Regions from separate parts of the Mus musculus genome. Here region 2 is linked to region 1. The links are chromatin loops, found by intact Hi-C in ENCODE. Cell type or tissue: heart. All regions are shown on one strand. Links, peaks and the distances in the headings refer to the core of each region. The heading gives the core; the rest is flanking DNA. Region 1 holds the start of 4930417O13Rik (RIKEN cDNA 4930417O13 gene). Region 2 overlaps Vwf (Von Willebrand factor).

Region 1 (16,108 bases), core at 4,646-12,645:
ACACACACACACACACACACAAATGGAAAAAGAAGAGAACTGTAATTCCCAGTTGGCATAGGTAGTATGTCAATTTGGTTTTGATTTGCTTTTCTTTCTTTTTTTTTTTTGGTTTTTCGAGACAGGGTTTCTCTGTGTAGCCCTGGCTGTCCTGGCACTCACTCTGTAGACCAGGCTGGCCTGCCTCTGCCTCCCAAGTGCTGGGATTAAAGGCGTGTGCCACCACGCCCGGCTTTGATTTGCTTTTCTAAGAGACTAATAATGTGCATATTTCTAAGTACTTAGTGGCCGTTTGTATATGTTTCTGAAAAAGTTTATTGAGCTTTTGTTGTTTTGTTTTGGTTAATAATATTTTCTGTTATTATTTAAAATGATATTAACATTTTATTAATATTATCAATAAATATTGTTAATATTTTGTTAGATAATTTAAAAATTGGGCTATTTTTCTTTTTTATAACTGACAAAAAGGTTTTTTTCTTGTTGTGCTCTAGGTACTAAATCCTTATTGGGTATGAAGAAGGGAAGGGAAGTATTGGGGCTGGTGAGGTGCTGAGCACAAATCTAATAAGCACATTTCAGCTCCTGGAGCCCATGTAAAATCCCTGATGTGAGGCTCACATCTGTGATCCCAGCATTCCCTGCTAATGGCAGGAGAGCCAGACATCACCTGGAAGCTCACAGCCAACTGCCTGGAGTGCACAGAGCAGCAGAAACAACAAAAGGGATTCTGAGTGCTCCCAGCTCCTGCAGAGGACCCTGTTTCAGTTCCCAGCACCCACATCAGGTGGCTCCCAACCGCCTGAAACTCCAGTGCCAAGGGATCGAATGCCCTCTTACGGTCTCTGTGGGCACTGCATGCATGTGGGGCACATACAGACAAGACACACATAAGTAAGAACACATTTAAAGCCTGGCTGAGATGCTACACACTTTTCATCTCAGCACTCAGGAGGCAGGAGCAGGCTGATCTCTGAGTTCGAGGCCAGCCTGGTCTACAGAGTGAGTTCCAGGACAGCCAGGGCTACACAGAGAAACCCTGTCTCGAAAAAACAAAAACAAACGAACACACACACAAAATGCAAAAGTTGTCCTCTGACATGTGATGGCATGCAAATGTGCATGTGTATGTGTATGAGTGTGTTTGCACCCCAACACCTTCCCCACACTAATAATAATGGTAACAATAATAATAATACCCCTAAGTGAGTACTTCCTACCACTCCATGCTCTCTGGCCGCTTCCCTTCCTCCCTCAGGTGCTATCTTTTCATATGAGAAGTTTTTAAATCTTGAGTTGTAGTGATCTATTTTTTTCCTTTGTTGCTTATTCTTTTGGTGGTGTACTTAGGAAACTGTCGCCTAATCTAAGGTCACAGAGGTTGCCACCTCTTTCCTTCTAATGGCTTTGTAGTTTTAATTCTTTTTTTCTTTTCTTTCCTTTTCTTTTCTTTTCTTTCTTTTTTTTTCCGAGACAGGGCTTCTCTGTATAGCCCTGGCTGTCCTGGAACTCACTTTGTAGACCAGGCTGGCCTCAAACTCAGAAATCCGTCTGCCTCTGCCTCCCGAGTGCTGGGATTAAAGGCGTGCGCCACCACGCCCAGCCTGTAGTTTTAATTCTTGTATTTCACTGCTGAGCGGTGTCTCAGTGCCTGAAGTCAGAAGAAAACTATTCTTACACTGGAGGGTCTTGGTAACCATCAATTGGCCTATGGCTTGATTTCTGGACTCTCAGTTTTATTCCATTAATCTATGTCCATCTTTATGTCGCTCTCACAGTTTTGATTACAGTTTTATAGTAAGTTTTGACATCAAGAAGTATAAACTCGGAGTGGTACTGTATGCTTATGTAATCCCAGCAGTAAGGTGGCAGAGGCAGGAGGATTACTGTAAGTAAAAGTTCAGCCTGCGCTACATAGCGAGACCTGTCTCAGAAGAGAAGAGAAAGGAAACTGGAAAGAATGAGTTAGTGGGTTTTGATCTTTTCTGAAATAATGTTTTGTTTTTACACTAATTTGTTCACTCATTTTGTGTGTGGTGTGGGTGGGAGTGTGTCGCGGCACGTATGTGGAGGTCAGAGGTCAGTTTACAGAAGTTGATGCTCTCCTGCCACCGTTGGAGGTCCCAGGGATTCAGTTCAGGTAGCCAGGCTTGGTGGCAAATGTCTTTAATTGCTGAACCATCTTTCTGGCCTCTCTAAAGTATTTTGGCTATTCCGTGCCTCTTGAATCGCCGTATGACTTTTAGGATCAGTTTCATTTCTGCAAAAAGGGGCAATTGAAATTTTTATAGGCATTGTCTTGGACTCACTGGTGGGAGTTGGCAGAATTATCACAATAACACAATCAGGTTTTCCAACCCATGAACACCAAATCTTCTGATATATTTAGTACTAAATGCCTTTAAACAATGTTTTGTGACTTTTCATTGTAGAAGTCTTACAATTTATTTGTTGACTTTCTTGGTAAGGTTTTAATCTTTCTGATGCTATGGTAAGTGGAATTCCCCCCTCCCCTAGTTTTTTCTTGTTTTGTTTCTGAGACAGGGTTTCTCTGAAAGAGAGCTCTGCCTGTCCGTGAACTTGCTTTGTCAACCAGGCTAACTTTGAACTCACAGGGAACTGCCTGCCTCTGCCTCCCCAGTGCTGGGATTAAAGATATGCACTCTTGGTTCCTTTGTTTTTTAAATTAATTAATTAGTTGATTAATTAATTAAAAAAAACCAGTGTCTCATGTATTCCAGGATGGCCTCAAATTGATTTTGTGGCTAAGAATGACCGTGAACACCTGATTCTGTCTCTACTCCTAAGCACTAAGTGACACTGTGACACTTCACCCAGCTGATGTCAGGCTACCCGCTGCTTACGTTACTTATTTTTCTATTTAGACAGGGTCTCCTGTAGTTTCTGCTAGCCTCAGCCTGACTCCACGTGTCTCCCTCCCAAGTGCTGGAGGTGGCAGATGAGCGGCACAGTGCCTGGCTGTGTTGACTTTTGAAGAAGGCAGCTGTTTTCTCTGCGGGCAGGAAGGTGGCAGCAGGACGTGTAGGTGTGTTGCTATGACACCGTGTGCTGCTGTTGTCACGTAACTTCTCTGAAGTCATAGATGGCGAGTTAGATTCTGTGACACAAAGGGAAGCGTGTCTGACTAATTATTCCCACACTGCCTTCGCTTCTGAGGGCTCCCTGGCCTGGGAGAGTTTGAGCAGAAGTGTAAGTTTGGGTCTACAGAGCTCTCGATGTCCTGACCCTTCACTCCTGTAGGATTTGGGCTAGCCCCTTCTGAAGGAACAGGGACCCCTTTAGTGGGCACAGGCTGTGGTCATATTTCTTTTCTCTTTTTCTTTTCTAATGTTTTTGAGGTAGCCTAGGCTGACCTCTGAGGATAGCCCAAGTGCTGACACTTCAGGTGTGTGACACCATGCCTGGCTACCGTCACATTTTGTCACATGCCTTTTGCCTGTACTTACTGACTGGAGAGCTGTTTATTCATGCTTTGCCCATGTCAAAACTGGATAACTGATTCTTCTCTTTCACCTACAAGTTAGACCAGGATGGGCATTTTCATGAGCCTATTGCCTAGGGAGGTTTGTAAATGATAGACACAGGCAAGGCGGGGCCAGAGGAGGCTGAGGTGAAAATCCAAGGAAAAATCCAAGAGTCAGTCAGATGGCAAAGAACTGAAGAAATACTGGACCATTGGAGGTATAAATGTCTGTTTGCCCTCTGCTTCTCTGGTTGTTAGTGGGGTGAGCTGCTCAAGGACTTTGAATGAGTCTGTCTGTGCTGTAACCGGGAGGGTGGGTGGATCGGTGCTGATGCTCCTAGGGAGCATGTGAGCAATGGTGTCAGGTACTGAGCTGCGCAGGACGCAGGGCTGGTAAATGTGTCCTGGAACGACTCAGTCACCAGCTCCTGCCTTCTCTGCCAGGCGTGAGAGCAGCATGAGAAGTCAGGGTTCCAGGCAAAGAGTAAAGGAACCCGGGAGGTCAAGGCACGGGGCGGGCAGGTGGAACAGAATATCACCCTTCCTAGGGTTCCCAGTGGGAAAGTGCGAACTTCAGGACGGGCCGTGTGGAGACTTCTGGGGCTGAGACGTGACTAACACATTTCCATGCTGAAGGATGTGGTGGACTGGCAAGGGACTAGAATAAGAGATGACGTGAGTTTCTGTGTGTTTTCTGATCCTTTTTATTATTATTTTTTAAAGATTTACTTATTTTATGTATGTGAGTACACTATAGCTGTACAGATGGTTGTGAGCCTTTATGTGGTTGTTGGTCATTGAATTTTTTTAGGACCTCTGCTCACTCTGGTCAATCCTGCTCGCTCAGTCCCTGCTCGCTTCAGCCCAAAGATTTATTTATTATTATGCATAAGTACACTGTAGCTGTCTTCAGACGCACCAGAAGAGGGCGTCAGATCTCATTATGGATGGTTGTGAGCCACCCCCTGCCAGCTCTGATCCTTTTTATTTTTTAAGACAAGGGCTGTCTGTGTAGTCCAATGACTTAGTACTTACTGCCCAGACCCTTGTCCTCCTGCCTCCTCCTCCTCTCAAGCCCTGAGACTACAGATTCACACCACCACGCCCAGCTGTTTGTATAGTTCGGGATTAGAGAGTAGAGAAAAATGGTCTGGGAGTAATTACTGACATTGTAGACAAAGAATAGATTATTGTTCATCAAGTAAACATTCTACTGTCCCTTATGCCTTTTAAGTTCAAAGTACGCATTTTGTTGTTTTATTATGAAGCTCTACATATGTACGTGCTGGCGATTCAAACTCAGCCCTCAGATGGCTGTGTAACACCTTGCATAGATAAACACTGGGCCATTTCTGCAGACCCATCTTTCTTTTCTTTCTTTCTTGTTTGAGACAGGGTCTCACTACATAGCCCTGGTTGGTTCAATAACTTCCCACTGTGCTTCATTCCCATTTGTCCTTTTAAAATTAAAATTTTATTAACTCAGCTTGAACAATTTAAGCTCCACTATAAATATAGTCCATTGGAGTCTCTTAAATATTTTAAATCTCTCATCTAAATTTAACATCCAGTATATTTGATTTTCTCTTAAAGCGTTTCGATGCGTGACAGGGCAGTGTCTCTTTAGACATCGTTTCAACTTACTGGGCAGCCTAGGCTGCCTATGAACACCTGATCTTCCTGCTTCAGCCTCCTAAGTGCTGGTATTATAAGAGTATATTACCATTAGTCAGACATCTAACTCCAGTGAGAATAAACTCCCTAACTACTTCAACACTTGTTGTAAGTCTAACAAAGGTTTACATGTCGTCATCATGATTCTTTGAAGTATTATCATTGTTTACAGTCAGCGTGCACACCTCCTAACCTAGAATCACAGTCCTAGTTTGGGTTAATATTACTGTGATGGAACAGCATGACCAAAAGTAACTTAGGGAGGAGAGGGTTTATTTGACTTCTATATAATAGTCCATCACTGAAGGAAGGCAGGACAGGAACTCAGGCAGGGCAGCATCCTGGAGGCAGGAGCTGATGCAGAGCCCATGGAGAGGTGCTGCTTACTGGCTTGCTCAGCCTGCTTTCTTACAGAGTCCAGGGGTATCAGCCCAGGGACGGCAACACCCACAGTGGGTTGGGTCCTCCCCATCAATTAGTAATTGGAGGGGGCTGGTTGGGGGCACAACACTTGGGACATCAATCAATCAATCAATGAATGCCTTACAGCTGGATTTTTAAAAAAAAAATATTTTATGTATGTGAGTAAACTGTCACTGTCTTCAGACACATCAGAAGAGGGCATTGGATCCCATTACAGATGGTTGTGAGCCACCATGTGGTTGCTGGGAATTGAGCTCATGATCTCTGGAAGATAAGTCAGTGCTCTTAACAGGTGAGCTGTCTCTCGAGCCCTTACAGCTGGATCTTATGGAGTCATTTTCCAAATTGAGGCTCCCTCCATTTTATCTCCATTTTCATCTCTAATTTTAGTAATTAACATCTTTATTCTCCATTTTTAAAAAGTTAATTTAGCCAAATGTTTGTTAAACTGATTGAAATTTCTCAGAGAGTGATAGAGACTTTGTTGTTTCTGGTTTGTTTGCTTCTGTTTTGTTTATTTTTGCCCGGACTTTGAAGATTTCCTCTTGCCTTCTCTTTGCAGGCATGGTCCATTTTGGTTTTCTTGAACTTTCAAATGTGTCATTGAGTTATTAAAATGACATCACACCCGTGTATTGATGAAGCACTTCGCACCATAGACATGCCTCTTAGTTTATTTATTTATTTTTTTAAAGATTTATTTATTTATTATATGTAAGTACACTGTAGCTGTCTTCAGACACTCCAGAAGAGGGAGTCAGATCTCGTTACGGATGGTTGTGAGCCACCATGTGGTTGCTGGGATTTGAACTCCTGACCTTCGGAAGAGCAGTCGGGTGCTCTTACCCGCTGAGCCATCTCACCAGCCCCAAAGGACTAAGATTCTTTTTTTTTTTTTTCCAGAGCTGAGGACCGAACCCAGGACCTTGTGCTTGCTAGGCAAGCACTCTACCACTGAGCTAAATCCCCAACCCCGACATGCCTCTTAGAAGTGCCTTCAGGGTGCGGCATACAATTGAGGTCATTGTGTTTGAACTTTGCTCAGCTCAGCGAGGTGTCACCTTTCCCCTGACTTTTGCCCCCATGCAGTCTCCTTTTAACCAGTTATGAGTTGTTTAGATTCCATGCATTTGCATGCTTTCTGCCATGTCTGTTTACTGGTATCCAGTTTTCATCCATGGGAGACAGGCAGGACTTAGGGTATTGTTTTTAAAGATTTATTTATTGTATTTACACGAATACGCTATAGCTGTCTTCAGACACACCAGAACAGGGCATTGGATCCCAATTACAGATGGTTGGGAGCCACCATGTGGTTGCTGGGAATTGAACTCAGGACCTCTGGAAGAACAGTCTTAACCCCCTGAGCCATCTCTCTAGTCCTTAAGGTATTATTTTAATGTTCTTATACCTGTTGAGACTTGATTTGTGTCCTAAGATGTGGTTAATTTTGAAGAAACCTCTATTGGATGCTGAGAAAATAGTAAATTTTTTAGTGTTTATGTGATATGTTCTATAGATGTCTGTTAAGTCCATTTGAGTTATGGAGTTATTTAACTTCAGTATTTCTCTGTTTGGTTTTTGCCTTGAGCTAACAGGTCCTATGGTAGAAGTTGGTAATGTCATTCACTCTTACTATGTTAAGGTGAAATGTTATCTTGGCTATAGCATTGTTTCTTGTATTTAATTGGATGACGTTTTTGATGCATAATGTTTAAAATTTTAATATACTCTGGGTGTATTATTTTTTAATGACTAGGTAGGGTCCTTTCCTATCTTTTCTAATTAGTTGTGGCTCGATGTCTAATTAGTCAGATATTAAAATAGCTTGCTTCTTGCTTCCATTTGTGTGGAATATTTTTCCTACCTTTTATCCTATGTGAGGCATATTTCTTGGATGCAGCAGAAAGATGGACCCTGTGTTCCAATCCATGCATTAGTGTTTGTTTGTTTTAACTCTGTAATTTTAGATGCTGTGGAGGGTGCTGCTTACCGTCTTGCTCAGCATGGCTTGCTCAGTCTGCTTCCTTATAGAACCCAGGACCACCAGCCCAGGGATCCTGTTTTCCAATGGATTGTGTCAAGGTGACATAAAACTAGCCAGCACAATCGCCAATTGAAAGGATTATATCTTTAAAATTATACATTTTAAAAGTTCGACCAGGCAAATCTATAGCTCTCCAGGTCAAATACTTTCTAAAACCTTTGCAAAAACTTTAACAAACACACCTGTGGTTCCAGTGAACTCGGGTTGGAGTCTAGCACGAGTTGTTTCACTTCTGAAGTTTGTTTTAGATCTTATGTAATCTCCAAAGGGTCCCAGGAAGGATGGGACCTCTGCTTGGATCTGTGCTGAGTCTGAGGATCACTGCAGGTCAGGGGAGGAGAACTCCTCGCTGGGTGTGAAGCGGAGAAAATCAAGAACCGGTTGTAACTTGTTCCTCAGCAGCCCCAACTCTGATAAGGTAAGTTGTCTGTGGAGGACCCAGCCCTCTTTACCAGGGAACTACTCGCTCAGTGGCCCAGGAGCTTCTGAGGGAAGGAAATGTGACTGGGCCTGGAAGAGATACAGGTCTGGCTTGCTTGTGCTTGCTTCATGGTCAGCCAGTAAGAAGGAACCGGGCATCTGCTGTGCCACTCGCCTTCAGAGCAGCGTGGCCACTGGTTCCATCCTGTTTTCTACCTCCCAATAGTTCTGCACGTCTCTTGTGGCTAACCCTAACCCAGAATCATAAGAGGAGGAAATTCCAGGAAATATGGTCTTATCTTCATTGAGATGGTATGAAGCTAAGAGAGATCCAGTTTTTCCCAATGTTAAATAAAGAACCTGTGCCCACTAAGGACACTTTCACAGGATGATGGTAATCTACAGTTATCTCGGCAGGAAGCCTGGGTGCTCTCCTTGTCAGAGGTGTGAGCCCTCAATCCCAGGCTTGGGCTCATGTACGTGAGTGGCTTAGGGACTATGGCTGTGATAAAGCACCACAGCCAAACTCGATATGGGGAGGAAAGGGTTTATTTCAGCTTCTATCCTATAAATCCATCACAGAGGGAGGTCAAGGCAGGAATTCAAAGCAGGAACCTGGCGGCAGGAACTGAAGCAGAGACCATGCTCACTGACCAGTTCCTTATGGCCTGCTTATAGTGCTTTCCTATACAATTTAAGACCATGTGTGCTGGGATGGCCTAGCCTCAGGGAGCTGGGGTCCCCCACATCAGTCATTAATCAAGACAGTACTCCACAGACCAACTCCCCCCCCCCCCCTCAAGTAAAAGTCCCTCTTCCCATATATGCCTGGGCTTGTGTCTGCTTGATAAAACCCAACCGGCACAGTGAGTCTTGAAAATTTGGTACGTAGAACTCCTTAAGGCTTTAAACTACACTCAACAACATTTAATAGTTCTGAAGTCTAAGTCCGCACTCATGACGAGTTTAGATCTGTTGGCGTCTCTTAGGTACCTGCAAACTTCTGAAAGACCACTCCAAACGCTGAAATTACGCTAATGACTGAGCAGAAGGGGGGCTGGGGGAAGGGGACGGGACGGACAGAACTTGTGGGGAGTTCTAGACTAGCGCTGGGAATGGAGACTGAGTCTGTTTCACTCTCCCAGGGCCAACCAGGAGCTGACACATCCGGGGTGGAGATGCTCCCCAGGAAGGAGGGACGCCTGTGGTGACAAAGTCTGTTTAAGAGGAACAGGGGCCTCGTGGGTCAGTTGCATAACCTGGAGCTTCAAGCTCTGCCTCACTTGGCGCAGAGCCTCGGTTTACAGACACTGTTCTTCCACGTGATTTGAATGGAAGCAGGAGAGAGCATGTCCCTGGTGCCTGGGCTTCGGGTGCCCTCTTGTGGCGGAATATTGGTTTTGAGTTTTCAGTTTCTCCTTCCCTCTCTGGAATCTTACCGTCTTCAAGGTCATTGTTGTTAAAATGGAAAGGCAAAGGGCTTGGGGGTGTAACTCAATGGAAAAGAATGTGAGTCTCTGGGTTCAGTCCTCTGAACCAGGTCTCTCAGGGCTTAGCTTTGTCTGCAGGGTGGTCAAAGTCTGAGGGTGACATCCCTAACATGGAGGAGAGGCCACCGATGGGGGCAGAGCCCTTGGTCTAAAAGACACCTGTCTGTAATGCGCTCAGAAGAACTGACCAGGGCCCTACTCGATCTTCCTTCCGGTCTCTTCTAGCCTAGACTCTAGGCCCGTGGTTCTTAGGGTGGGTTTTTGTTGGGGGAAGGCAGAGGTCAGGGGTCCTTTTGAGCAGCTTAAGACTGATGTTGGGGTTTTGTTTAGAAAATTACACAACGGAACACTGCCGCTTAGGGTTTGGGGAAGCTAGTGGTCTCTGGGGACCAGAACCCATATGTTTTTTGGTTTCGTTTTTGTTTGTTTTGTTTTTCAAGTCAGGGTTCCTGATTGTCCTGGAACTCACTCTGTAGACCAGAGTCTGGTCTAGAACTCAGTGATCCGCCTGCCTCTGCCTCCTGAGTGCTGGATTAAAGGCATGAGACACTACCACCCGACTATAAACTCACAGTTTGACATCTCCCGTTCTAGGTCTCTGCTCCTGTCAGTTTCTCAGTGTCTGATGCTCTCTGAGGCAGATCAGACATGTTTCGCACTGGTTCCCTAGAGAGGGAGGAAGGACAGGTGTGTGTGTGTGTGTGTGTGTGTGTGTGTCTTTGTGTGTGTGTGTGTGTGTCTTCTTATGAGATAAGCAGTATCCCACAGAGATGTGTAAAGAGGGCCCTGTATTGAGAAAGTGAGGTCCCTTTTATGAAAATACCCGAGAAAGACAGAGACAAGTGCTTTATAATCTTAAGGTCGAGAATGTCTCCACGGTGCCGGGTCTGAGGGATCTGACTGAGATGAAAGTCCCCCCCCCACCCACCCCGCAACACAGAGCCTCTTAAACTCCATTTTAGATAGCTCTCAGATGGCTTGAAATGCCTGTGACAGTTTACAGAGGCAAAGCGAAGCATTTCACATATTCTCACCAGCCAGGTTGACTTGCTTCTAGCAGAAAACGTAAGCAACAGATTGATCTCTGTCCCTTTAACACACCTTGAAAGGGGTTTCCTGGGATGGAGAGTTGGCTCAGTGATTAAGAGCACTGGCTGCTCTTTCCAGAGGACTGGGGTTCAATTCCCAGTAACCACGTGGCAGCCCACCACTGTCTGTAACTCCAGGCATTTTCACCCCCCTTCCCCACTCCCCCGTTCCAGGCAATCTGATACCCACACACAGACAGACATGCAGACAAGATACCAATACACATAACACAAACATTTAAAAAAAATGACTAAAGGGATTTCCTTTTGGTCAAGTACTGTACTATTCAAGAACTCAATAAATGCTTACATAATAAATATCAAAAGGGAGATTTTTAGAGTTGGAGGCCCCTACTCTGTTACCTCTGTTTTAAGGAAAGCAACATAAGAGCCAGAGAGCTAAATAGCATTCATTGATTCATTGATTCATTGATTCATTCATTCACTCACTCAGGTTTAGTCATCGGTTCCTGTGTGTGAGGGGTTGGTGTTTGTATGTGGAAGCTGAGGAGGACTCGGACTGGAACTTTCTGTCTCTGCCTCTGAGCTCTGGGATCACAGCTGTCAACCACCACACTCGGTTTACCTCGTGAGCTCTAGAGAAGCACCCTGCCAACTATGGTGCATGCTACCCCTTGAAATTCTCTTTCCTGTTCTATTAAGTGACAGGTAGCTAGGATGGACGGATATGCTAAATTTATCCCTTTCTAGTAAAACATGATGTTTTATGGAAAAGTACAAAAATACAAGTATTAATGAATTAAAGACATCTTGTTATTTCCTTATATTACTTTTATATTCACTAACACAGAAAAATATCTATATATTTCTATATACTGTATAACAATACATAAATATGATATATTTGTATATTATTTTAATATATAAATACATTTTTATAAAAATTAAAAAAATAAATATAAATGCATTTTAAAAGATTTATTTAATGTTGCTAGGCATGGTGGCATATTTAAACCCTGCACTCAGGAAGCAAGAGGCAGGCAGATTTCTGAGTTTGAGGTCATCCTGGTCCACACAGTGAATTCTAGGACAGCCAGGGCTACCTGTCTCAGACAGACCTTGTCTCAAAAAGATATTACTTAATGTTTTGTATGTGTGTGTTAAATATTTTGATTACATATATGGATGTATGTGCCACCTGTGCCAGAGGAGGCTGAAAGAAGGCGTCAGGTCCCCTGGAACTGGGGCTATGGCTTCCTGAGAGCCACCACGTGGATGCTGAGAATTGGAGCTGGGTCCTCTGTAAGAGTAATAGTGCTCTCAACTGCTCAGCCATCTCTCCAGCTGGCTAAAATGTATTCATATTGGAGACTGGCCTAATTAAGATTGTTAGCTAAGTGAATGATGACAGCAACATCATAATTACATTCTGAATAACTGCGTTCTGAAGCGACACTCTTTTTGCCTCTGAGTTTCCAGGATTGGGCTTTTGGTGACGTTAGAATAACGCTCACGCTGGGAACGAACCGCACTGATTTAAACCTGGCCCCAAAGTCTCAGTGAGGACTTTGAAGACTTTCCATTAGCAGAGGAAACTCTGATGAAAACGACTCCCTTTCTCTGGTTGATGCCGACAGTGTGTTTCAGGGAACTTTTCTATCAAAGGTGTTGTGTTGGGTAATTTTGTCAGCTTGAAGGACCCTGGAATCACGATGGAAGCAGATCTCAGGTCATGTCTGTGAGGGATATCTAGATGTGTTTAATCGAGATGGAAAGACCTACCTTCAATGTGGACAGTATCATTACAGGCTGGGGTCCCTGACTGAATGAAAAGGAGAGAGTGAGAGGCTTGCAAAGGTGCTTCAGCCGTTAGGTGTATTCACTGCCTTCGGGAGACCTGGGTTTGATCCCCACTGCTCAGGAAAGCCGCTTCCAGCCATCTGTACCTCGAACTCCAGGAGCTCTGATGCCTCCTAGCCTTGTTGGGCTCTGCTGCATATACATCTGTAGGCCAGAAGAGGGCATGAGATCCCCTTATAGATGGTTGTGAGCCACCTTGTGGTTGCTGGGAGTTGAACTCAGGACCTTTGGAAGAGCAGCCAGTGCTCTTAACCGCTGAGTCATCTCATCAGCCCCCTAAAAATAAATCTTTAAAAACTAATCTTTAGGAAAGTAAATGGGCTGAGCACAGCGTTCCTCCACTCTGCTTGTGGCTGTGAATGAAGTGAGGCCAGATACCCGCCGCTGCCGCCATGATGCCTCTGTGCGGTGGACTGTAGCTTCGACTGTGAGCCAGCACAAATCCATCATTCCTAAAATGGGTTTCGCCAAGTGTTTTTTTGTTTTTTTTTTTAAGATTTATTTATTTATATATTATATGTAAGTATGCTGCAGCTGTCTTCAGACGCACCAGAAGAGGGCACCAGAACTCAGGACCTCTGGAAGAGCAGTCAGTGTGCTCCTAACCACTGAGCCCATCTCTCCAGCCCTTGCCAAGTGTTTTGTAGCAGCATCAGAAAAAGTAACGAACTCGGGTGTGCAAGGAACAGAAGAGCTGGAATACTCTGGAATGTCACAGTTCTGTTACCTTAAACCGTGCTCAGTCTTGGAACCTCTTGAGCTGTGAGAACGATGGCAGTCTGGATTTCTGCACGCTCACTGTAATACCTGTGCCCTAAAGGTTTCTGCAAACAAAACTATCCAACAGCAAGCAGCTAGGCAAATCCTATCATTCTAATGTCCCATAAAGTGACTCCTGTACACTCTCCTCCTGTTAGCCACTCCCACCAACGATCATTCTACGACGTGGACGCATCTTTCTTGTCTCGAGTTCATCCTATCAGGCTCCAGGAAAGTATCATTTCCTAAATTATGAACGTACTTATTTGGACTCATCTTCACACGAGCTACTTTGTTAAGCTACGTGGATCTCAACACTTAGCTCTAAGGAAAGATTGGATATTAATAGGGAAAGGCAGCTGCTACAGGGGTCCCAAGGAGTCCTCCCTGAGCCCCTGTAGCTAGGTGAGGTGCTGCTGGCTGCAGAGGAGCCTGGCGGACTCGCCACATGAGGAGCCTGGTTCTGCGAGGGCTGTGTTGTCAAAAGGACTCTGTTCTTTTCCAGATGTTTCCACGGGCATCTCTGTGTTGCCTTTACACCCAGGATCGTTCTCACATCTGTCCTTTGACCTTTCTGGTCCTCCCCTCTATCCATCCTCCTCCCCCTGATACAGGCAGTCTCCAGTCCACCCTCAATTCCGACTCTCCCCATGAGGCTTAAAAAAAAACCAAAAAACCCAAAACCTCTTAATTTTCATTAAGGTGAAAAAGAAGTGGATGAAGGGGAAGAGAAAAAGGGTGGGACCGAGCTCCAAGGCCTGAGAGCAACACCCGGGTCATTTTGGGTGATGTGTGAATAGGGTAATCCCTTTGCCTCAGCTGCACATCATGGCTCCATGGAGCAAAGTGTTGCTGTCGCCCCTCGGAAAGGGAAAGAGTGGTATTGGCTAGGTACCCACTGAGTACCTGGTCCTTAGAGGGCTCCCCTGCTCAGTGTGGAAAGGAAATGCCCGTTCATCCTGGGTAATACTTCTGTCTTAGTTAGGGTTTCCATTGCTGTACAGAGACACCATGACTGAAGCAACTCTTACAAAGGACAACATTTCACTGGAACTGGCTTACTGGTTCTGAGGTTCGGTCCATTATCATCACGGAGGGAAGCATGGTAGAAGGAGCTGAGAGTTCTACATCTTGTTCTGAAGGCAAACAGGAGAAGACTGGCATCCTCAGCCAGCTAGGAGGAAGCTCTCATAGCCCACCCCCACAGTGACAGACTTCCTCCAATGAGACCACACCACCTAATGCCACTTCCTGGGCCAGGTATATTCAAACCACCACAGCCTTCAATGAGAAAGCGCACCTGATTGCCCAGAAGATAGAGAGCATCTGAGTGGAGTAAGCACAAAGGTGGGCAGAGCTGGGCCTTCACTGAGAGCAGCGAAACTGGGGTGGAAACCAGTGTTCTGTTACACACACACACACAATTTTGAGCAGCCCAGATTACCCATGGTGTGAGGATGAGCCACAAGGCTTGTGGTTTTTAAAGTGTCAGTTTATACTGGCCGGGTGGTTCACACCTATAATCCCAGCGCTTAGAAGCGGCAGGACCTAGAGTTTAAGGCCAGGCTGGGCAGATTCTCTTGCTCTGTATTCTCTTGCTCTGACTGGACCCAAACTCCAGGCCTCAGAGCTGGGAGACTTCGTGCCTGAAGCCAGGTTTAATTAGGACTGACTCAGAGAATGGATGCTGAATACTGTCTGTCCCCACCTAGAAGGCTTTCTCTTGTGACATGGGCAGTGAGAAGCTAGATGAGCACTCTTGGCTCTTACTGTCTGATCAAGGGCTTCTCCATCAGGACAGGGAGCTGCCATCCTCTACCTGCTTGGGTGCCCATCTATTTAAAGCAGCTCTCAATGTGCTCAGTAGATGTACTCTACCGATGTGCCCCACAAGCCCTGGCCTCTGACCTCTGGCCAGCCAAGAGCCACACCTTGGGTTCTTCCTTGGGAAGTCTGCAGAGGCACAAACCGGTGCTGTTAAAGAGGGAAGGTGGACCTCCTCAGACCTTTCAGATAAGCACTACCAGCTTGAGTACAGGGGAAACTGAGGCCCAAACCTGGAGATGCTGGGCCTTCAGCTGTGCTCAGGACTACCTGGACCCCTCAGACAAGTTTCATGTTGATCTGAAGAAAGCACCAGTCATTCTGGAAGATTCATGCTTTCATATGCGTGGCTCATTTGAGCACCCAGATATTGGCTGACTAGGACGGAGTGACTGCGTGTGAATTTATATGGTGTGGTACCAGAACCTTCTATGCTGAGATAAGGCCCTGGGCAGCCCCTGACTGGAAAAGGCCCATCACTAACAACTCATGGTTTCTGCTCAAAGAACCTACATCTTAAGACCAGTGCTCAACACTTAATTCTACACCAGGACCTGATAGAGGGTGACTGAAGTATAACACGGGCCCGTGTGATGTCCGTGGAAAGCAAGCATCACACAGAGAGAGCTTCTACAGCCCCAGCTGAGACCCGGGGACCCCCTCCCCAGCAGCCCAAGACTGCGTAAAGCCATTTCTGTGCCGTCAATCAGTACTTTATCCTAATGTCCCTAGGTAGAATTTAAAAATGAACATAAAGACCCGTTTATCATTTCTTAGGAAAAAACCATGTTTTCTGCAGAGAAAATTACTTGGAAAAAGCAGGTATCTAGAAAGGAATTTTGTTAGGAAGTACAACACACTAGAGAGGAAATGCCTCAGTCTAGAAATTTTAATAATATATCCTTTATTTCCAATGGTGGGGAAGACATAAATGGACGGCCGCCAGCCAGACCCATGCGCTCAGTACTCCTCCCCTTCTTCTGCCTCTGCTTCCACGGAATCCACGCCCACCTCTTCATAGTCCTTCTCCAGCGCTGCCAGGTCCTCCCGGGCCTCGGAGAACTCCCCTTCCTCCATG
Region 2 (8,000 bases), core at 1-8,000, 330 kb after region 1:
CAGGAGGAAGGCTGCTCGCTGGCTTGTTCTCCCAGGTTCCTGGCAGTTACTTTTCTTAGACCTGCCCAGGGCCACCTGCCCAGGGGTAGCACTGCCCCTCCCGTATCAATCAACAGTCAAGAGAATGTCACAGACATGCCTATGGGTCGATGGAAGCATCCTCTCTCGATTGAGGTTCCTTCCTCCCAGGTGACTCTAGTTGAAAACCAGAGAGGATTCCCTCACCGCCAGGATCTCAGGATGCTGGGGCTTTTGCTGCCCTCTGGTGCCCATAAGGGGAATTACACTTCATGGTAGCCCAGTGGCTTCTCTAGGAATTTATTTGCCTCTATCCACCCAGTTCATCCCTCCAGAGAGGTCTCCCTTACACCCCCTGCTCCCAACTCATGGACATTTATTTGATCTCCTCTCCTTGCTTGTCATTGCCATAATACTTCGAGACCTCACAAACACAACTTTGAAACCCACAACACACCAGTCACCCCTGTCACCTCCCTATCTGAACTGACGCCCTGGACTTATGGCTTCAAGGTGACCTCCGCATCCAGCACACAGTGATGGCTTCTGTACGCCTCAGCTATGCGGAGGACCTGCAGATGGACTGGGATGGCCGTGGGCGGCTACTGGTTAAGGTAGGTCCCTTTCTAAGCTACAGCCTCGCCGGAGCCTGACCCTTACAAAGTACCCCTTGTGCTATGGGCGAAATAGCTTTGTGTGGTAGGAGAAGAATTTCTTTCTCCTCACACTTTACACCCCCAGAGCAAGGAACAGGCCTCTCTGTGTGTGAGAAGCTGATGTTTGTTTTCTGGGGGCTCCCTGTTATTCCCGGGGTTACCCCCCCCCTGCGGCTTGGGTGCTGTGTTGATCTCCAGAATAGATGTCAGAGTCCCCTGTATGGCTTGCCTGCCAGTTTCTGAGCTGCAGTAAAGTCTTGGATCAGGGTGTGTCCCTGGGCACTCACTGTGGGGAGCAAGGGAGGGAAGAGCCAGATTGGGGTACCCAGCTCAAACCCAGTATCCTGCCCATATGTCTGAAGAAGGCCGTGGGGGAGGAGTCCTCCACATTCCTTACTGAGCCACTGGATGGATGCATATGTGGGTCGTGTCCTCTGGATGATTCTATAATCAGATGGGACGGTAACATGCACATTTCACTGGGCTTCCAGATCTGCTGCCTTGCAAAGTCCCTGGTAGGTAGGCAGACCAGGAACTGCCTCACTAGTGTTGCCTCATAGGGGAGACAGCCAGGGGACATGGGGAACCACCAGCAGCCCTCATCCTCAACACAATGAGGGTTAGTTCACTGGCTGGTACCCTCCTGTTGTTAGACCATGGTCCTCACTGTCGGGTGTCAGGATGTTGTTAGATTCTTAAAAATGGCTGAGGCGAGTCCCTGAGATCTTTAGTGAGATTATAGCTACTGATACTTGCCAGGCTAATGGCTAAATCAAAGCTGAGCATAGAGACATATCCCAGAGATGAGGAGGAAGGTGACAGGGGCTGGAGGCCAGCCTGGGCTACATGGTGAGTTTCAGCCGACCTGAGCTCAATAGTATGATCCTGACACAAACAGAAAAGCAAAACCCCAGACAGAAAAAATGTTAACGCGGAGGCATTAAAGCACTTAACTCATTTATAACATAATACTAAACCTTGTTTCCTAACAGACATTTGTAAGTACTTTTCCCTTGAAAAATAAGTTAGACGGGGATCAGGAGACAACAGTAAGTAAGCAGCAAGAAAAATACCATGGCCGCACATGGCTGCAGATCTCCTTAACGATTCATTTAATAGAAGACAGCTGGATTCTCATATCTCTTTCTGCAATCAATCTGCTACAGCATTTCAGATCACAGGGCCTCTGGAAAATTCCACTGTGTGCTTGTAAGGCAATGAGAAGGGACAGACAAGAACGAGATCATGGAATTATGGAAATATTCAGTCTGGAAGGACCTTGAAAGACCCTCATGGCTTTGAGAAACAGCATCCGAGGTCACAGCAGTGTGCTTTAGTTTTAAGCTGGAAAGTCAGGGAAAAGACCTTGATTGCCTTGTGTGTGTGTGTGTGTGTGTGTGTGTGTGTGTGTGTGTGTGTGTGTGACTTGGCATTTGTAAAACAAACAAGGAAGGCCATTTGCCCACCTTTCTTAGTTGCATGTATGTCTGTGGGTCTGGAACCTTCCACATGCACCTTGTTAAGTCACAGCTGGGAGCTAGAAGGGGCTTCCAAGATGACTACGGGGACTCAGGCCTGACCTGTGAGACTTTGGATCATCAGGATGGGGGGTGTGCGGGGACCACCTGGTTTCACTGATTACCCACAGAGCTATCATTGGACTCTTGGGGTCTGGTCCCTACCAGTTCTTCAAATCTGCACCATGGAATTCAGTGGCGCCCCAGCTGTCCTGGGAAAAAGCTGCCTCCACACCACTGCTTGGCCCTGAGTGTGCACTTTGGGGTCAAACTCATCATGGCTCACTGCTGAGGTCTGATCAGCGAGTGAGAGACGGGGCTAGAATCTGAGCCCTGCTTCCTTGAGAGAAGGGGATAGAATCTGAGCCCTGCTTCCTTCCTGGTGTCCTCAGCAGGAGATTAGAAGACAGGTGTTGCTCCTGGACACCAGACACAAGCTCCTGGGGGCTTGGACTACACCGTCCTCAGTCTGCCTTGTCTGTTTGTAACTAATATCTGTCCAACGAACAGTTTGCATGTTCTCTCACTGTTGCTTAGCCCATGTCTGTTGATAGTCACTTTAGTCACAGACATAGGGAGCACGAAGGTCTGGGGGATTCAAGTTGCTTGCTCTTTCCAGCCGTGTCACCCTCGATGGGATCTTAGGCAATCTCTCCCTCCCTCCCCCTCTTCTTCCTCCCTCTCTCCCTCCCCCTTTCTCCCTCTTTCTCTCTTTCCCTATCTCCCTCCTCCTTCTCTTCTCTTTCCCTGTGTCCCTCCTCCTCCCCTCCCCCTCCCCCCCTCCTTCTTCTTCTCTCTCTCCCCCTAATTCCTAGAATCCTTCTGGCTGACTTTTCTTTGAGGAGCGACAGCCAGCTGCACGACACCTAGCTGCATAGCTTGCAGTGGTCCTCCAGTTCGCAGCCCGGGACTTAGTCGTCCTGACATTAATTTTTCACCTGGGGAAATTTTTTGGTGCAAATGATCTCATTAACTAAGTGGAACCATTGTGGCACTGGGGGACAGCTGCTCCAAGGCCCGGCTTCTTCCGGCAGCTGTCCCCAGTCTATTCTGGGAAGACCTGTGGCTTGTGTGGGAATTACAACGGCAACAAGGGAGACGACTTCCTCACGCCGGCCGGCTTGGTGGAGCCCCTGGTGGTAGACTTCGGAAACGCCTGGAAGCTTCAAGGGGACTGTTCGGACCTGCGCAGGCAACACAGCGACCCCTGCAGCCTGAATCCACGCTTGAGTATGTGAGCCGCAGACCCCGGGGTCTCCCGTGGTCCAGGCAGGCATTCCACGGGACACAGAGAGAGGGAAGGCAAAGGCGGAGCCATTGGCCCAGCCTTTATTTTGACCACTGGCCGTTGAGATCCACATTTGGCTCATTTCCTTTTCAAAGTTTGTTTATTGAACACCCTCCATCCATGGGTGAAATCCCAAGAAAGAATAGAATATTGGGTCGTTTCTGGCCCGGAAAAGACCCAGTCTAGAGCAGCGGTGGGTGTGGGAGCTTAAAGTTGACTTGTATGATAGATGCGCTGCAGTGACCCTGTGTGGACACGGTGCTGCGACATCTCTGCTCTTGCTAGCTTCTGCTACTCTAACCACCGTCTCCGGTCAGTGGGTCTTTGGGGAACGCACATTTACCCGTTACTGAGCCAAACGCAGAACTGTACATTGGCACCAGAAGCCAGAGCCAGATAGATTAATTTTGGTAGCAACAGAAAAGGGAACTGGCTTTGTTTGTGGGGAAGAGGGTGGGGTGAGGTATGGATGTTAGAGTCCCTGAGGCTGGCCCCAGAGGAACGGGCAGGGCCACGTCTTGTTCTGCACAGGCTCTCCTTTCTCTTCAACAGCCAGGTTTGCAGAGGAGGCTTGTGCGCTCCTGACGTCCTCCAAGTTCGAGGCCTGCCACCACGCAGTCAGCCCTCTGCCCTATCTGCAGAACTGCCGTTATGATGTTTGCTCCTGCTCCGACAGCCGGGATTGCCTGTGTAACGCAGTAGCTAACTATGCTGCCGAGTGTGCCCGAAAAGGCGTGCACATCGGGTGGCGGGAGCCTGGCTTCTGTGGTGAGAACTCCATAACCAGTTAACCTCCTTTAGGCAATCAATTCAAACTCTTCTGACAACTTGTGGGTCTGGGTCCACCTGTCCTTTTCAAAGGTACTTTCTTTGAATAATTTCATTTGGAAACAGGCCCCAGTGACAAACTTGGGGCTACAGTTCTTTTGCAGCCATTTCTCCTGCCTTCTGCTCTTGGCTGGTAATGGGGTGGGTTCCTGCGTAAAAGTAAGTTGGAACTCCTTACAGAAGCCATGGACTTTGGAGTTGCATAGGCCTGGCTGAGAGTGCCTGTAAATGCTGCCACCTAGTGTTCATTCCTTGTATGAGCATGCCGTGGTGTGAGTTTGGAATGCTGGAATCCTTTGCTTGTAATGTCAGGCAAGGCAGACGTGGGACCTGGCCCACGGTCTTTGGCATCGTATAAAGTTATGCAGCATTGAATAATGCCATTGTTCTAGTTGAATTTGCATCTGTCCTAAGCTGTGGTAGATTCCTGCCATCAAAGATGGTCTTTGCTCCTGCACCGTGGTCCCCTGGGCAGTTAAACCCTGCTTACTGTTTTGTTGTTTTTCCTCTGGAGACATTTGGCTAGTGTCCAGGCTTAGACAACTGGGAGACAGAATCTTGAAGCTTCCTTTTGAGACCTCCCTCGGAGGTGCCTGTCAATCACACTGAGTGAAGGGACAGCTGAGGAGGACTCTCTGGGGAGGTGTTCTCGATCAAAGGTTTGCAGAGGTGCTTTTGTGTCAGAGAGAGGTTAGCAGGGCAGGAGTTTGGGCAGATAGTCTGGAGGAGGAAGGTAGGTGGAACTCTGAGTTTCAGGGTGTGGGCGTCAGATTTCCTTAAACTAGAGTTACATATGGTCACGAGCCACCGTATGAATGCTGCAGAATACACCAGCATCCTGTGCAAGAACAGCTAGTGCTCCTGGTGGCCGAGTGGCCTCTTTGTCCCTCAGTATTTTTTCCTCTTAGTTTGTGTTGTCATTTTGGTTGTTTATTGAGATAAAGTTTCACTCTGAAGCTCAGGCTATGCCAGAATTCATGATCTTGAACTGGTATTGGATTCAAGGTAATCCACCTGCCTCAGTGCTGGGGAAGCAGGGGGACAGTAGTTAGGGGAAGTGGTAAAAAAAATAATAACATTATGGACTTGATGAGACATACATGTGTCAGCATTGGTGTCTCACGAGCTTGTGTTTGGAGTCTTAAGCAGTGTCTGATGAAAGACGGGACGAAGGGAGACATGCTCTGTTCCAAGGAGAGATGGATGAAGCAAGTAGGAATGAAAGGGACACCCAGTGCCCTCCTCTTCCATCCAACCCTGGACGAAGGGAATACTGACAGCCCAACGGATGTAGTATAGAATTTTCTAGAAGTTTACCTGTAGTTTAGCAGCTCTGTGTCTCTAAGCTCTTCATTCCAATGACCCTTACTGTCTGTCTCCTTCCTAGTGGCTGCCTTCTAGCACCTGGGGAACTTAACTAGTCAGCGCTGTGCTGTATTAGGAGTTCTGCATTAGCCATATGCAATGTGATGGCATCAGAAGGCTGTGCTAGTTTAGGACATTCTTCCTGAAGGTCAAGAGCCTTTGGGGACATTCTTTCATCTCTTGGGAGCAGCAAAGAAACCTCCATAGAAGAGACTATGGTCCATGAGGTGTCTGACACTGTGGTAATGGGGGTGAGTTAGTTAAGGAGCTCTAACTTTCTGATACAGTTTCAAGTGCTGGCTGGCAGGAAGGAGCTATTTAAGACAAGAGGGACCTGTATCTGTGAATTACATGACTGATGGCCTTGGTTTCTTTCTCTGAGCCCAAGGAGAGTAGACCAGATCCTTGAGTTCTGGCCTCTTTCCCCCCTTCACTTAGAAAGGAGCCCAAGTTTCCTGTCTTCTGGACCCTGACCTCTCTCTTCTTTCTTGAGGAATAGACAGAGTTCCCAAACCACTGCCTCCATTCAGAAAAAAAAAGTCATTGTAGATGATCAAGGGACAAAGGCATGCCACACAGCTACTTTGTGTAAAGCCCAAAAGAGACAGGAGCCACACACACTTCCATCCTTATAAAATGGCTGTTTCCTGTGGGAAAACAAGACCATAGGCTCCCTAAAGGCAGGGACCAAGTCTTTCCATCTGTGTGGTCCTGAGCCTGGCACATGCATTGAGGTGTGCATGATTTCTTTTCAGAAAAAGAGGCTCGAGCAGAAGCTCAGTGAGGCTGGATGCCAGCTGTGTGTGTGTGTGTGTGAGAGAGAGTGTGTGTGAGTGTGTGTGTAAGTGTGTAAGTGTGTGTGTGTGTGTGTGTGTGTGTGTGTGTGAGCTCTTGACTCCAACTTCTTTTCCTTTTATTGGATGAAAAGTACCCCTGCCATTGCACCTGAGGTGGATTGAAGGGAGTTGCTGCCTCTTTGGGCTAGCATGCTCTAAGTGTCAGCCTACCTTCACTGTCACACCCATCCAGGGGCCCAGCCTCCTCACTCATCCAGAGGACAGTAAGTCAGTGACACACGTGACTGGGGAATCTGCTGCTGTCCCAGGTAACTTAGGATACAGGTAAGAGGAGAGGCTCAGGGACTCTTCAGAAGTTCATGGCCAGGAAGACTCTTACAGCTTCTATGGAATGTTCTGGCTGTGGGTATCTGCTGGAGAAGAAAGGCTCTATTGTCCTTGGGAGGCCTGCATCCAGAGCACAGCTCTCATTCCCTGTGCAGCAGCAGCCTGAGGACAAGGGCAAAGGATACCCATCACCTCCATCACCTCCCCGCTCTTCCTACCCTCCCACTAAAGACCTTCATCATCCACGTGGTCATTACACAGGTGCATGATGGCCACGGTGCAGGAAGGAGGGCCAGGTCCTTTGAGGCTGAGGCCTTTCTCTGGAACATGCCTCCCACTGTTGAGCCAGCTGGGCTGGGCTGGGACTCCCCTTCAGTGTCACAATGACAATAGCAGTGAACGCCTGTAACATGTTGGCTCACTGAACTGCCACAAAGACCCAGCAGATATTGTTGGCACATTCCATTGAGGACGGTGCTCAGCATTCCATGCTAACTAGTGATGGAGCTGGGATTTGAACCTGGAGACATAGCCTATTTCTCTAGCTGCCTTAACATCTTGTTCTAAGTAGCTATATAGTACCTCTCATTTCTATGCGAAAGGGCTTGTGGGGGAGGGATGAGGGCTGTGAGAAGACTGAGGCTGCTGACTTTGCTGGGGTAGGCATGGGTATCCCTGCTTATAACTTGCACATCCTTAAAGGGACTGTTCCCTTCTTGAAGAGTGATGGGTAAGATCGTGAGCTTTAGGCAGACAGAGAGTTGGGCTTGGATCTCACTTCTGTTCCCAGGGAGGCCAGATCTTTAACTCACTTAGCTCAAGTGTTGGCCCATATGGGTAAGAGCCCAGGAAGGGAGAGGTGGGAGCTAACTCAGTGAGGAGAAGAGCACGCAGTAGGTGCTCAGACACGGTAGCTGTCATTGTCCTTATCATCATGGAGATGTTCTGGTCTGTCACTCCCAATTCTAGATATTTAAATTCCCCAGGACTTTAGTGTTATAGGCTTAGAGAATTCACAGGTAAGGAAAGCCTGCTCCGTGTGGGTACCATGTTTTCACCCATCCTTTCCACGTACATCGTTTTGTGTCTGAAGATACACGTTTGCTCAGAGTGGGAAGGGGTGGTGGTGACCATCTGGATACAGCAGTGGTCACAGCTGCAATGCCCGACACCGTACCTAACGCCTTCTCCCATCTCCTGTCTC

What was found. Hi-C counts contacts between places; a loop is a spot of excess contacts. Peaks named below come from ENCODE experiments on the same cell type or tissue, not always from the same donor. Only the 100,000 strongest peaks of a DNase experiment are listed, where the experiment ranks them.
Region 2: a loop joins it to region 1, with 2.3 times the contacts of the local background. A loop is called at or near these places in 14 of 42 quality-filtered maps.

What each region holds. Positions count from the first base shown.
Region 1 is chr6:125,262,368-125,278,475 of GRCm38, forward strand. 4930417O13Rik (RIKEN cDNA 4930417O13 gene) reads left to right here and starts at 3,158. Exons shown (of 4, transcript NR_015527.1): 1 at 3,158-3,702; 2 at 4,033-4,159; 3 at 7,956-8,046; 4 at 11,081-11,410. It overlaps Tuba3a (tubulin, alpha 3A), which reads right to left. Exons shown (of 5, transcript NM_009446.3): 5 at 15,903-16,108. The coding sequence ends at 15,991. In heart, for the core only: a CTCF peak has its summit at 9,432 (motif pointing left); a DNase peak (open chromatin) is centred at 9,314; H3K4me3 peaks cover 380 bases; H3K27ac peaks cover 1,076 bases.
Region 2 is chr6:125,600,099-125,608,098 of GRCm38, forward strand. Vwf (Von Willebrand factor) reads left to right here. Exons shown (of 52, transcript NM_011708.4): 13 at 532-632; 14 at 3,226-3,421; 15 at 4,032-4,247. Among named protein-coding and RNA genes, the nearest start is that of Vwf, 51 kb to the left of the region's middle. In heart, for the core only: CTCF peaks have their summits at 263 (motif pointing left), 3,332, 4,551 (motif pointing left) and 4,750; DNase peaks (open chromatin) are centred at 263, 3,323, 4,183, 4,463 and 1 weaker place; H3K4me3 peaks cover 673 bases; H3K27ac peaks cover 462 bases; H3K27me3 peaks cover 1,531 bases.